Linked DNA regions of Homo sapiens: regions 1 and 3 are each linked to region 2. A link is a contact called in ENCODE Hi-C data. All regions are on one chromosome and are shown on one strand. The core of a region is the stretch at or near the end of the contact, and the rest is flanking DNA. Distances in the headings are between cores, read along the strand shown.

Region 1 (3,713 bases), core at 1,064-3,563, 940 kb after region 2:
GTGATCTGCCTGCCTCAGCCTCCCAAAGTGCTGGGATTACAGGTGTGAGCCACTGCGCTGGCCAACAGTGCACCATTGTAAGTAGTGTGAGGAAATCTCACTCTATCGAGTTTAGTCCCTTCTTCATCACAAGGGTGAATAGTACAGTAAGATATTTAGAGAGATACCACATTCACATGTTTTTTATAATTTAACTTTTGCTTTTTTATTGTCTCAACTGCAGTTACTTAACTTTTATTAACTTATAAAGTATAACTGTTCTATATTATTTCCAGTTATTATTGTTCATCTCCTATACTGCCTCATTTATAAACTGGATTTTATTACAGGTATGTAGTCTAGGAAGAAACATAGTATATATAGGTTGGGTACTATCTGCAGTTTCAAGCCTCCGCTGGGGTTCTTGAAAGGTATCCTCTGAGGATAAGGGGGAACTACTGTTCAGACATTCATTGTTCAACTACTAAATGGTATAGCCTATTGCTCCTAGGCTACAAACCTGTACAGCAAGTTACTATACTAAATACTGTCAGCAACTGTAACACAGTGATAATTATTTGTGCATTTAAACATTTATAAACTTAGAAAATGCAGTTTGCCTCCTGATCAGAAAGAAAGAAAATGAAAAGGTACAGTAAAAATATGGTATCATAATCTTATGGGACCACCGTCACTGATGTGGTCAACACTGTTGTTATGCGGTCCATGACTTATCACAAGACACTTTTCACTGAGGAAATTACAACGATTTTAGGAATTCTGTGCCAGGAAAGCATGACAAAAAACAAACATTTATTTTTTATTAGAGCACAGAGTTATAGTGACATTTTATTCGGTTAACTAATTGCTTGCATAAATTTAATTTGTTAAATCTATACAGTCTAAACTTGTATTTTCCTGGGAGAGCTGCTCTTGCTGGGCTTGGGCTTCTCTGCTAGTCTGGCTGACCTTTCTCTGGCTCCACATAGAGTGAACAGTTCGCCAAGTCTTCTGAATGGTGACTCTACACAGTGTCCCACCCTCAAATCCATCCTATGCAGTGTGTATTCCTTACACATTCCCTTTGGAAGTACCCCCGGAACCCCATGGCCCTCCTATCTGCAGGCAGCTTCGCCAAGGCCGACCCACACTTTCCCAGCCTCCAGCCTCAGCCCTCCCTCTCTTCATCTCAAAGTAAAACCTTAAGATTTCCCGTCTAAATTTAAGGCTTGGCTTGAGTCTACGCCCCAGCCTGTCTCCATTTACACATCACTGAGTCAGTCCCCTCCCATGAATTTTCTACTTATGATTCCAACTGCCCATGTAACAACTTCACTCTGTGGCAATTTAGAAACACCACGTCCAAAATTCAACTCCTACTATTTCCCTGAAACCTGCTCCCTCACCAGATTTCTTTGTCAACTCTTCCAGATGTTCAGGTAAAAGAAAAACTTGGGATCATACTTCACTCCCACTTTTGCTCATAGGCACAAATGATGGAGCAGAAAATCCTGCTGGCTTTACCTTTAAGATCTACCAAGATTCTTATTACTTAGGTCCCTTCAGCAACCCGTCTGGTCCAGAATCCACCATAATCCTCCTGGAGCCTACTACAGCAGTCTCCTCACCAGTATCCCTGCGTCCACCCCCATCACTCCGTAACAGTCTGTTTTCTCCACTCATTGCCTTTGAAATATTTTTTCAGACCCTCACTCAGATCGTGTTCTCCTTTAGTTCACAACCCTCCATGGCTCCCAAAGACTCAGAATTAAAAACCCCGGTTGCTCAGGCTGCCATGGCAGCCGTGCCTTCTTCTCCTCATTCTCTCTGCTCCCTGCAGACACAGGTCCGCCCCCAAGTTTCCGAATGCTCGCGACCCCGGCGCACCTCCCAGGCTCTGCGCGTGCAGCCCCCACGGTACGCAACGCTCTCCCTTCTTCACCTCACCGCCCGTCAGCTCTGAGGACCCCACCCAGAACTCCTCGCTGTCCTGGAGAAGAGGCCTGAACTGCAGAGACCCACGCAGGTGACCCCAGTCCGGGGCCTCAGGACCCAGGTGAGGATCCGAGGACTCCGCTCTCACCTGCGGCGTAATCACTAGCGCTGCCTCGGCCATGGGACTTTAGGCGGGGCGGGGCCTGGAAAGGCGGGCGGTAAAGCCCGGGATCCGGCGTGCGTGCGGTGGCAAATCGCTGGGCGACGCTCAGACCGAGACCAGGCAAGCTCCTCTGCGGGCGGACACCACCTCCACCGGTTTCCGGCTCCAGTTACCTGGCCCGGACCCAGCGAGCCGGAAACGCCCAGCCCGCGGACGCGCTCGCAGGCAGCAAAAACGACCACCACCGGAAAGACGCCGGAAGATTCTGGCGTATTGCGCACTTACGGAGGTGCCCCTTTCCTGGGCAATGATTGGTCTAAGGCCCCGGCACGCTCGGCGCACAGTATTCTGGGTGGTGTAGTTCCTACCACGCCGCAGTCCGCCGCGCTGTGAGGACTCAATCCAAGAAAGAGAGGACAAAGGAAAAAACCCATCAAACTAGGGTCAGCAAAGCCTATTACATACACAGGATAAAAGAATACGATTTGATCTTCATTTCTCAACACAAAAGTTGACATATATTGCATACAATACATTAAAAATGTTGACAATTGAGAATTGACGCGACCCTTAATTTTTTTCTTTTTTTTAATGTAGAAACTATAACCAAAAATAAAATTCAAAGGCCTCCCAACTATCTGAATGGACCCCCTCCTCTCAGCATTATAGAGTTAACCTGAAAATCTAGTTCAGGCCATTATGGAAGAAGGGGTTGGACATGCCTCATTCTACCCCTACAGCAATAACATCAGCATAGACCTTAAGTCTGATAAGAAACATTTACAATCTATTTCTCTGAAACTTGCTACCTGCAGGCTTCATCTGTATGATAAAACCTGGGTCTCCAACCAAGGTGATCACTAACAGTGGGGTCAGCATCCCCTTATCCCACACGTTTGTGTTTATTCTGTTTTTTTGCCCTCAAGTGTTAGTGACTTAAATTACATAATGTATCTATTATCATAAGTGGAACTGAAATGAGATTGCAGAAACATTATATCTTCTTTTTCTTTTCTTTTTTTCCTTTTTTTTTTTTGACAGAGTCTCACTCTGTCGCCCAGACTGGAGTACAGTGGTGCAATCTCTGCTCACTGTAACCTCCACCTCCCAGGTTCAAGCGATTCTCCTGCCTCAGCCTCCCGAGTAGCCGGGACTACAGGCATGCGCCACCACCCCCGGATAATTTTTGTATTTTTAGTAGAGACAGGGTTTCACCATGTTGGCCAGGCTGGTCTAGAACCGGCCTCAAGTGATTCGCCTGCCTTAAAGTGCTGGGATTACAAGCATGAGCCACCATGCCTGGCTTTTTTCCCCCATATTTAGCAATTAGCTTTTGTTGCTATCCATTGTCTTCATTTCTCTTTAGTTTTTAATTGTTTATAATTTTGACATTTTATAATTACTTAAGAAAGGTTAGAAAAATTACCATTTAGATTGGAGTCATATTAAATAAGACACCTATATTGTAAAAATATCTTTATGAATGTAATCTTTGGCTATAGTGTTGTAACCGAGCGAGTTATAGAGAAATGCCACACTCTGAGACTAATTCTGGAGTCCTTTTATTGCCAGCGACCGAGAGACAGCTAGAGCTCAAAATTCTTGGCCCCGAAGAAGGGGCTAGATTTCTTTTTAT
Region 2 (4,035 bases), core at 1,095-3,594:
ATGGCTCCTGGCTGCAAGGTATAGGCCTGCTCGTCAGCCACCAGGGAGGTGAGGGGGCAGCCCTGGCCAGTCAGCTTGTTATCAGTTGCCCATTTCATGGAGTATCTAGGACCTTACCCAGCGAGGCCACAAGTGCGAAGTTGTCTAGCATCACGCGGCGGTACAGGGCCCTCTGGGCTGTGTCCAGGAGCCCCCACTCCTCCTGGGAGAAGTACACAGCCACATCCTCAAAGGCCATCTGGTCCTAAAAGAGCAGGGAGGAAGAGACAGCCATGGTCTAAGGCTGGGTTATCCAATCTTTTGGCTTCCCTGGGCCACATTGGAAGAAGAATTGTCTTGGGCAACACATAAAATACATTAACACTAATAACAGCTGATGAGCTAAAAAAAATAAAAATTGCATAAACATCTCATGTTTTAAGAAAGTTCACGAACTTGTTTTGGGCTGCATTCAAAGCCATCCTGGGCAGTGGGTTGGACAAGCTTAGTTTAAGGTATGGCTGTGAGCCAGGACCAAGCTCCCCATCCCAACAGCCACCTTCCATGATGTCCCTCAGACACTCACCCTCCTTCCCTGGGTTCTGCCCCCACCATCTTCAGATGGCACTTCCCTCACATGTCTGGGACCCCTCCCCTCTGCCCTCCCTGACCAGACCCCAGATGCCTTCTTGGCCTCCCCACTGGCAACGCCATACACAAGCAAGCTAGAACAAGTCCTGGCTGGGCCCTCAGCTGCCACACCAAGAGCAGCCCCAGGTGTCCACTCGTGACTCAGCATGACCACTCATGACCCTCCCCAGATGCACCCTTCCTGCTCTTGTAGCAAGAAACTGTGAGTCCCAGCAGGGGCTTCCCAGGCATACCCATCACTGGGACCCTCCCCTGCTGAGCCTGCTTGCCTGACATTTCCAGGCTGCTCATCCAGCCTGAGGGACTGGATGATTCTCACCAGTCGCCACAGGGGAGCAGCCTCAACAACCTGTGAACACAGAGGAACTCAATCCCTTCCTCCTTTCACCCGGTGTCCCCTTTCTTCCCCTCTCTGTTGCCACCCTCCCCTCCTCAGTTAGGTGCTAGGCTCTTCCCAATAGCCCCAGGCATCCCAGCTGGTCTTCTTTACCCTCAAGCCATAACTGCCCACACCTGGCTGAGTCCCTGCCCATTCCTCAGTCCAATTCATAGGCCCTGTCCACAGCCCAGGACGCCAACAACGTCAGGTCCAGTGACATGACCAACCTGGGACATCCCAGACTCTTGATCTTTCCCCTGAAGGAAACCTGCTTTCCTTTCAATTCTCCTTTCTATCTACAGCAGCTCTCTTCTTCCAGGCGCTCAGGCTGAACAACATGGGGTACTTAGTTCTTCAAACAGCCCACACCTGATGCATCCGCAGATCCACCAGAATTCACCTGGTCGCCCACCTCCACTGCTGCCCAGACTGTGGCAGTCGGTTCTTCCCTTCATGCCGACACCCCTGCATGTCTGTTCTCCACGCAACAAACGGTGGAACCGTTTTAAAGTCCTCAGAGGATGTCCTGATTCTGTTCAAAACTTCTATGTCTCCCGACGCCCTCGAGATAAAGCCCACTCCCTCGCCTGATACTGCAGCCGCACACATCCCCTCTACTCCAGCTCCACATCGAGAGAGCTCAGTCCCAGAAGCACCTGGGCTTCGGCTCCCCTCCCAGGTTTTGCACACGCAGGACTCTCCCCTCGGAGCCTCCTTCGGGACCTCAGCCCCCTGGCTGCCCGAACTCGGGAGCTCACCAGTGCCCTGGACGCAGGAGTTTGCACTGACCCCCGCAACCCCCCCAGGGCAGGGAGAGGAAAGACGACTAGGCGAGGTCTAGGAAGCGGCCTCCCTCCGTGAGGGCGCGGTCTGTGTGAGCAGGGACTCCCCTGCTTCCCCGACGCGGGCTTGTCAGCGCCACCGCCGCCAGCGGAACCCGCAGCTGGGAGGGAAGAAAGGCGTGGACCACCCAGCCTTTCCCCGCCAGCAGCGTCCCGGGGCCGCCCCGCGCCTCAGTCTCCCCGGCCATCATGGACGTGGAACGCCCAGCGCGCAGCCTCCTGGGCTGCCGCACGGTGGGAGAGCGCATGGCTCCCGCCGCGGCCCGACAGTCCCCTGGACGCCCACGACGCACTCTGAGAAACAGAGGCTTGGGGGCGCGGCCGGCGGCCGGCGCCCTTGATCACGACGCGTGCGCAGGGCGGGCCCGACGCGGGCCCTCAGCCAGTACCTTCCTCGCCGCCAGCCTCGAGCACCAGGAACCCCCTGGAAACCGGACCCGACCCGCGGTCCCCAGCCCAGACCACCGGTGTGGCCTGACGCGGGCGGCGAAGTGACAGTCCCACCGCCGGAAGTCCAGCCCTTCGGTTCTCATTGGCCCAGTGCGCGCCGCGGACGCTTGCGTACAGCCTTCCGGGTCACGTGGTTCCCGCCTGTTTCCCTGCGTGGAGGCGGGGCCACTACCGGTCTCCTTGGCAACGTCCAAGCCCCTGCCGCGCGGGGCGCTGGGAAATGGAGTCGCGCGGCGGCCTCGGGTTTTCAAGGGCTTGGTGGCGCTGGTGGATTCGCCCGGTGTGTAGTCCTGCCTTCGGCATTCCAGGTGTCCTCCCAAGCAGTCCCGGAGACTAAACCCTGCAGGTGCGAAAGCAGAAACTGCCGAGGTTCCAAGAGGCAACACCAGCAGTGAGCACGGAGGAGAAAATGCACCGGGTAGCGCAGGTGGAGGTGGAGGAGCCGATGCCTGGAGCTCCGGGTTCCCTTCCCAGCTCTGCCTCTCACTGACTGTGCGTCCTGGGCGCGGGTTTGACCTCTCTGTGTCAATGTCCCGTAAAGGTTTAAGGTCCGTTTTCAACCTTTACACCAAGAATTCTCAGCCCGTAAGCCTACATTTGTCTTAAGTATGAGACTGTTCCTCGACACTTGCCCAAAGCATCTGTTTTCCTTGTAATTTGGATGGGCAGAAGTTAATTCCCCAGATTTGCTTGTCCTTAGACCATCTAGATCTTGTCTTGCCCCACACATCACAATATTCATTCTTTTTTCCTTTTTTCTTGGGACTCATTTAAGTTTTTTTTTTTTTTTTTTAACAGGGTCTTTGTTCTGTTGCCCGTGCTGGAGTGCAGTGGCACAATCTCGGCTCACTGCAACCTCTGCCTTCAGGTTCAAGTGATCCCCCCGCCTCAGCCTCCGTAGTAGCTGGGACCACAGGTGTGCGCCACCATGCCTGGCTAATTTTTGTATTTTTTAGTAGAGATGGAGTTTCACCATGTTGGCCAGGCTGGTCTTGAACTCCTGACCTCAGGTGATCCGCCCACCTCGTTCTCCCAAAGTGCTGGGATTACAGGCCAATTTAAGTGTCTTTGACACATAAAAACGAAAGGCAGAGCAGTCTCAATGTAGACTGTCTTGTTTGGCAGATAATAAAAGGTTCTTTGTCTTGTTTTTGGAACCTGTAGACAGTTCTCAGCTGTCCAGTTCCTTAACTCTTTTTGCCTCCCTCCCTCTATACCTACCTCCATCTATAACTATCTCTCTGTCAACTGTCAGCTATAACTGTCCACCTAATTGATTCTACTTGTAAATCCTTGTAGAGCAAGGGAGCTCATCATGTTTGGAATGTTTTAATATAAATTTTGCTACTTTGAAAGAATTTAAGAACATTTCAGGACTGGGCGCAGTGGCTCACACCTGGAATCTGAGCACTTTGGGTGGCCAAGGTGAGCGATCACTGGAGCCTAGGAGTTTGAGACCAGCCTGAGCAACAAAATGTGACCCCATCTTTATAAAAAAATATAAAAATTAGCTGAGCATGGTCTTGCATGCCTGTAATACCAGCTACATGGGAGGCTGAGGTGGGAGGATTGAGTTCAGGAGTTGGAGTGTGCAGTGAGCTATGATGGAGCCCCTGCACTCCAGCCTGGGTAAGAGAGAGACCCTGTCTCAGGAAAAAACAAACAAAAACCCTGAGGGGGAAAAAAAAAACCCCAACACTTAGAAGTATTAAAGTTCAGGGCCGGGCGCGGTGG
Region 3 (3,732 bases), core at 60-2,559, 970 kb after region 2:
GCAATCTGGCTGCCTGCTATATACTCCCCTGAAGACCATCCTGCTGAGAGCCCTCCCTTCTACTGGAGCAGTTGATCATCCCACCTGTGCTGATAGCTAGGGAAACTTAGGCACCAAAGGTGCTGCTCCACCAGCCTGGCTGACCTTTCCTTTTCTCCATATGGACTGGACATGAGGAACTACTAAGCCTGGAGTGGCAAACCTATATACTACCCAACACTGCGGTCTCCATCCAGTCCTGGGTGTTCATACTCTATAACCCTCCATTCCTGCAGGCACCAGACAAAATCACTTCGGACCACGAAACTCCAGGCTGTAGAGGCTGCCCCATCCTACAGGCCCATCTCTCCCTTCCCTCACCTCAGGGACCATCTGAAAGAAAACTTTAAGATTCTCCCTCCTAAATACGAGCCCCAGGCCTTCCAGCTGCTCATGTGGACATGACACCTCCACTCTGGGACATCTCAGGATCACCATGCCCAAAACCTATTCCCTGCACAGCCTTACCCATCTCCATCCTTCCTGATATTCAGGAACAAACAAAAATACAAATAAAAATCCAGAATGGCTCTTCATTCCCTACTTTCTTTCACAGTCACATCTGATGCAACAGGAATTCCCGTCTGTTCAGTTTTTGAAATCCATCCAAGATCTGATCACTTCCCCTCCTCTGTGGCCCAGTCCCAGTAGACTCTCCACTAGTCTACTGAATTTACCTACTCACAGGTCTGTCTTCACCCGCCTCACCCCCACCCCAGTCTGTTTTGACTTGAAGGGCCTTTGGCAAACTTTGAGAAACAGATCTTGTCACTCTTCTGTCTCCAGCCCTCCGCGGCCACTGTGGCCCCCTCAGGATGAAAGCGCAGCTGCTCGGGCTGTCGCTCGACACGCGCCTCGTCCCTTCCCAAGCTGCCCACTACAGACACCAGGAGGCCTCAGGTTCGGGACTCGCTGAATGCGCCTCACATCTTTGCGAGCCGGGCCCCTTGCCCTCCATTGCCACCCCATCACACTGCGTGTCAGAAACGGGACGCCGCCCACGAACGCCCCACAGTTCTGCACCCGGGGACCTGAGCAGGCGGCCCTCACAGGGCTTTAGGATTCGGGGGAGGCCGGGAGGACGCGGCGCTCACCTGAGCGGGGTCCCTCAGCGTGGCCGCCGCCATCGGAGCCTGTGGCGGTGAGACAACGACCGAGGAAAGGGCCCGGGCCACCCTGGGCGCCGCCACCGAGCCTCAGACCCGCCTCTGAGCTGCGAGAACACAGCGCGTCCCCACCGCGCTTTCCGGAGCTGGTCGCCGCAGCGAACAACCAGCTTCCGGCAAGCTGAGTTCTCTTGAGGGCAGCGAAAGCAACCGCCGAGGGGAGACGCCGGAAGTCCCGCCCATTGCGCGTCGCACTCTCGGGTAGACCTCTTTTCATTGGCCAAGCATCGCGGCTCACGGCGCGGCGCCTTCTGGGCAGTGTAGTTCGCGTGGCTCCAAACTTCGAGGAAGTGGGCATAACTTCGGAGATGGAGATTGGAGACGGTAGATGATGGAGATGGAGATGGAGATGGAGATGATGGAGATGATGGAGATGGAGATGATGGAGATAGAGATGATGATGGAGATGGAGATGATGGAAATGGAGATGATGAAGATGGAGATGATGGAGAAGATGGAGATGATGGAGAAGATGGAGATGATGGAGAAGATGGAGATGGAGATGATGGAGTAGGAGATGGAGATGGAGATGATGGAGATGATGGAGATGGAGATGATGGAGATAGAGATGATGATGGAGATAGAGATGATGATGGAGATGGAGATGATGGAGATGGAGATGATGGAGATAGAGATGATGATGGACATGGAGATGATGGAGATGGAGATGATGATGAAGATGGAGATGATGGAGAAGATGGAGATGGAGATGATGGAGTAGGAGATGGAGGAGAAATGAGTGTCGAGAACTCTCGGACTCATCTGGAACCTGTTGTAATTGGAGATGGGCCTGGATTTCAGTTTCCTGCAGCTGATACTCCAATCTTTCCTTCTTTTGAAGGACTTGAAGAGGATCTTCAGGGCCACCATAAAGAGGTTTCACTGGGCAAAGCCACGTATACCTTCCTAAATTTCCTTTGGCAAGGGGACACCCAATATTAATGCCTGATGTATGATAATAAGAAAAGGCTCTGAATTCTGGATGTAGGTGATGAGAGAGTAGGGGAGCCCAAGGATTTACGTTCCTCTTTCACCCCATTCTCATTTGTGTTCTTTCCTTCCTCAAGGACCCAACATTGGTGTAAAGGCACAACAACAGGCAGCAAACCCATAAGCCAACTCCCCCTCAATTTCTCCCCTTCATCCATTTCTGCTCCATATTCCTGTCACAGTTACTATGGGACTGAACGAAGGGGAACGAATGCAGAAATGAAAACAAAGGCAAAATAAATCTGTTTTAAAGAAGGGGTCAGGGGGCTTCTTGCTTCTAGTGAGGAAGGGCCCTGAGCTTCCACAGACCTTCATATTTATTGGGTAGAAAGAGTAGGGAGGTGGTGGCTTACGCCTGTAATCCCAGCACTTTGGGAGGCCAAGGCGGGTGGATCACAAGGTCAGGAGATCGAGACTATCCTGGCTAACACGGTGAAACCCCGTCTGTACTAAAAAATACAAAAAATTAGCCGGGTGTGGTAGCAGGTGCCTGTAGTCCCAGCTACTCGGGAGGCTGAGACGGGAGAATGGCATGAACCCGGGAGGTGGAGCTTGCAGTGAGTGGAGTTCATGCCACTGCACTCCAGCCTGGGCGACAGGGAGAGAATCCGTCTCAAAAACAAAAAAAAAGAAAAGAAAATATCGCTCTGGTTTTGTAATGATAAAATAGAACCTACATATATTTTGTGTTATGCATTCTTGGCATACCTATTTCAATGAATTCTGGTTTTTTGAAATTGTCTCAAATATTCAAAAATTTTTTCCAGTATATTTATTGAAAAACATTCACATATAATTGGACCTGTGCATTTCAAACCTGTGTTATTTAAGGGTCAGCTGTACTGTCATGAAACCACCAACACAGTCATGATAGAGAAAATTACCATTGCCTGATAACGTTTTCCTGTACTCTTTCAGTCAGAACCTTCCCCCTCAGACCGCAGGCTCAATAACCAGTGATCTGCATTCTTTTACTCTAGTTTTGCAGCTTCTTCATTTCATATAAATGGAATCATACTGTATGTCAACTTTTGTGTCTGGCTTCTTCCACTTGGCTCAGGGATTTTCAGATTTATCTATGATATTTTTACTTGTATTCATAGTTTATTCTTTTATGTTGTTGAATGGTATTTTATGTTAAGATATACCATAATTGATTATTCATTCTTCTGTTCACGGAAATTTTAGTTTGTGTGTGTGTGTTTTAAAAACAAATTCTGGTGTTTGGGTTTTATAAATAAAACTGCTGAGCATGCAAGTGTAAGTATTTCTAGAACATATGCTTTTGTTCTCTTGGGGATATCCCAATAGGTAAGATTCCTAAACTATATGGTAAGCTTATGCTACCTTTAAAGCTGCTACACTGTTTTCTGAAGTTGTTTTACTACTTTTGCAACTTTCTTGAAAAGAGATTGACAATAGAGTGTTGTGTGAGTGTATTTCTGGGTTCTCTGTTCTCTTCTGTTCATCTCTGTCCTTTAGCTAATACTGTACTCTCAATTACTGTACGTTTGTATGTCCTAAAGTCATAAAGATT

Evidence for each region. Hi-C counts contacts between places; a loop is a spot of excess contacts on that map. Pooled maps may share reads with other maps.
Region 1: a pooled map shows a loop between it and region 2 (5-fold over the local background). The contact joins the promoter of ZNF549 here to the promoter of ZNF324 in region 2. A Hi-C loop is called at or near these places in 6 of 50 pooled maps.
Region 3: a loop to region 2 is called in a pooled map, with 5 times the contacts of the local background. The contact joins the promoter of ZNF773 here to the promoter of ZNF324 in region 2. A Hi-C loop is called at or near these places in 7 of 50 pooled maps.

The regions. Positions count from the first base shown.
Region 1 is chr19:57,525,956-57,529,668 of GRCh38, reverse strand. ZNF549 (zinc finger protein 549) reads right to left here and starts at 2,313. Exons shown (of 4, transcript NM_001199295.2): 1 at 2,063-2,313. The coding sequence starts at 2,095.
Region 2 is chr19:58,465,389-58,469,423 of GRCh38, reverse strand. It overlaps ZNF324 (zinc finger protein 324), which reads right to left and starts at 2,344. Exons shown (of 4, transcript NM_014347.3): 1 at 2,241-2,344; 2 at 118-244. The coding sequence starts at 238. RefSeq lists enhancers at 844-963, 1,382-1,996, 1,997-2,613 and silencers at 2,095-2,224, 2,305-2,354.
Region 3 is chr19:57,497,515-57,501,246 of GRCh38, reverse strand. ZNF773 (zinc finger protein 773) reads right to left here and starts at 1,309. Exons shown (of 4, transcript NM_198542.3): 1 at 1,134-1,309. The coding sequence starts at 1,166.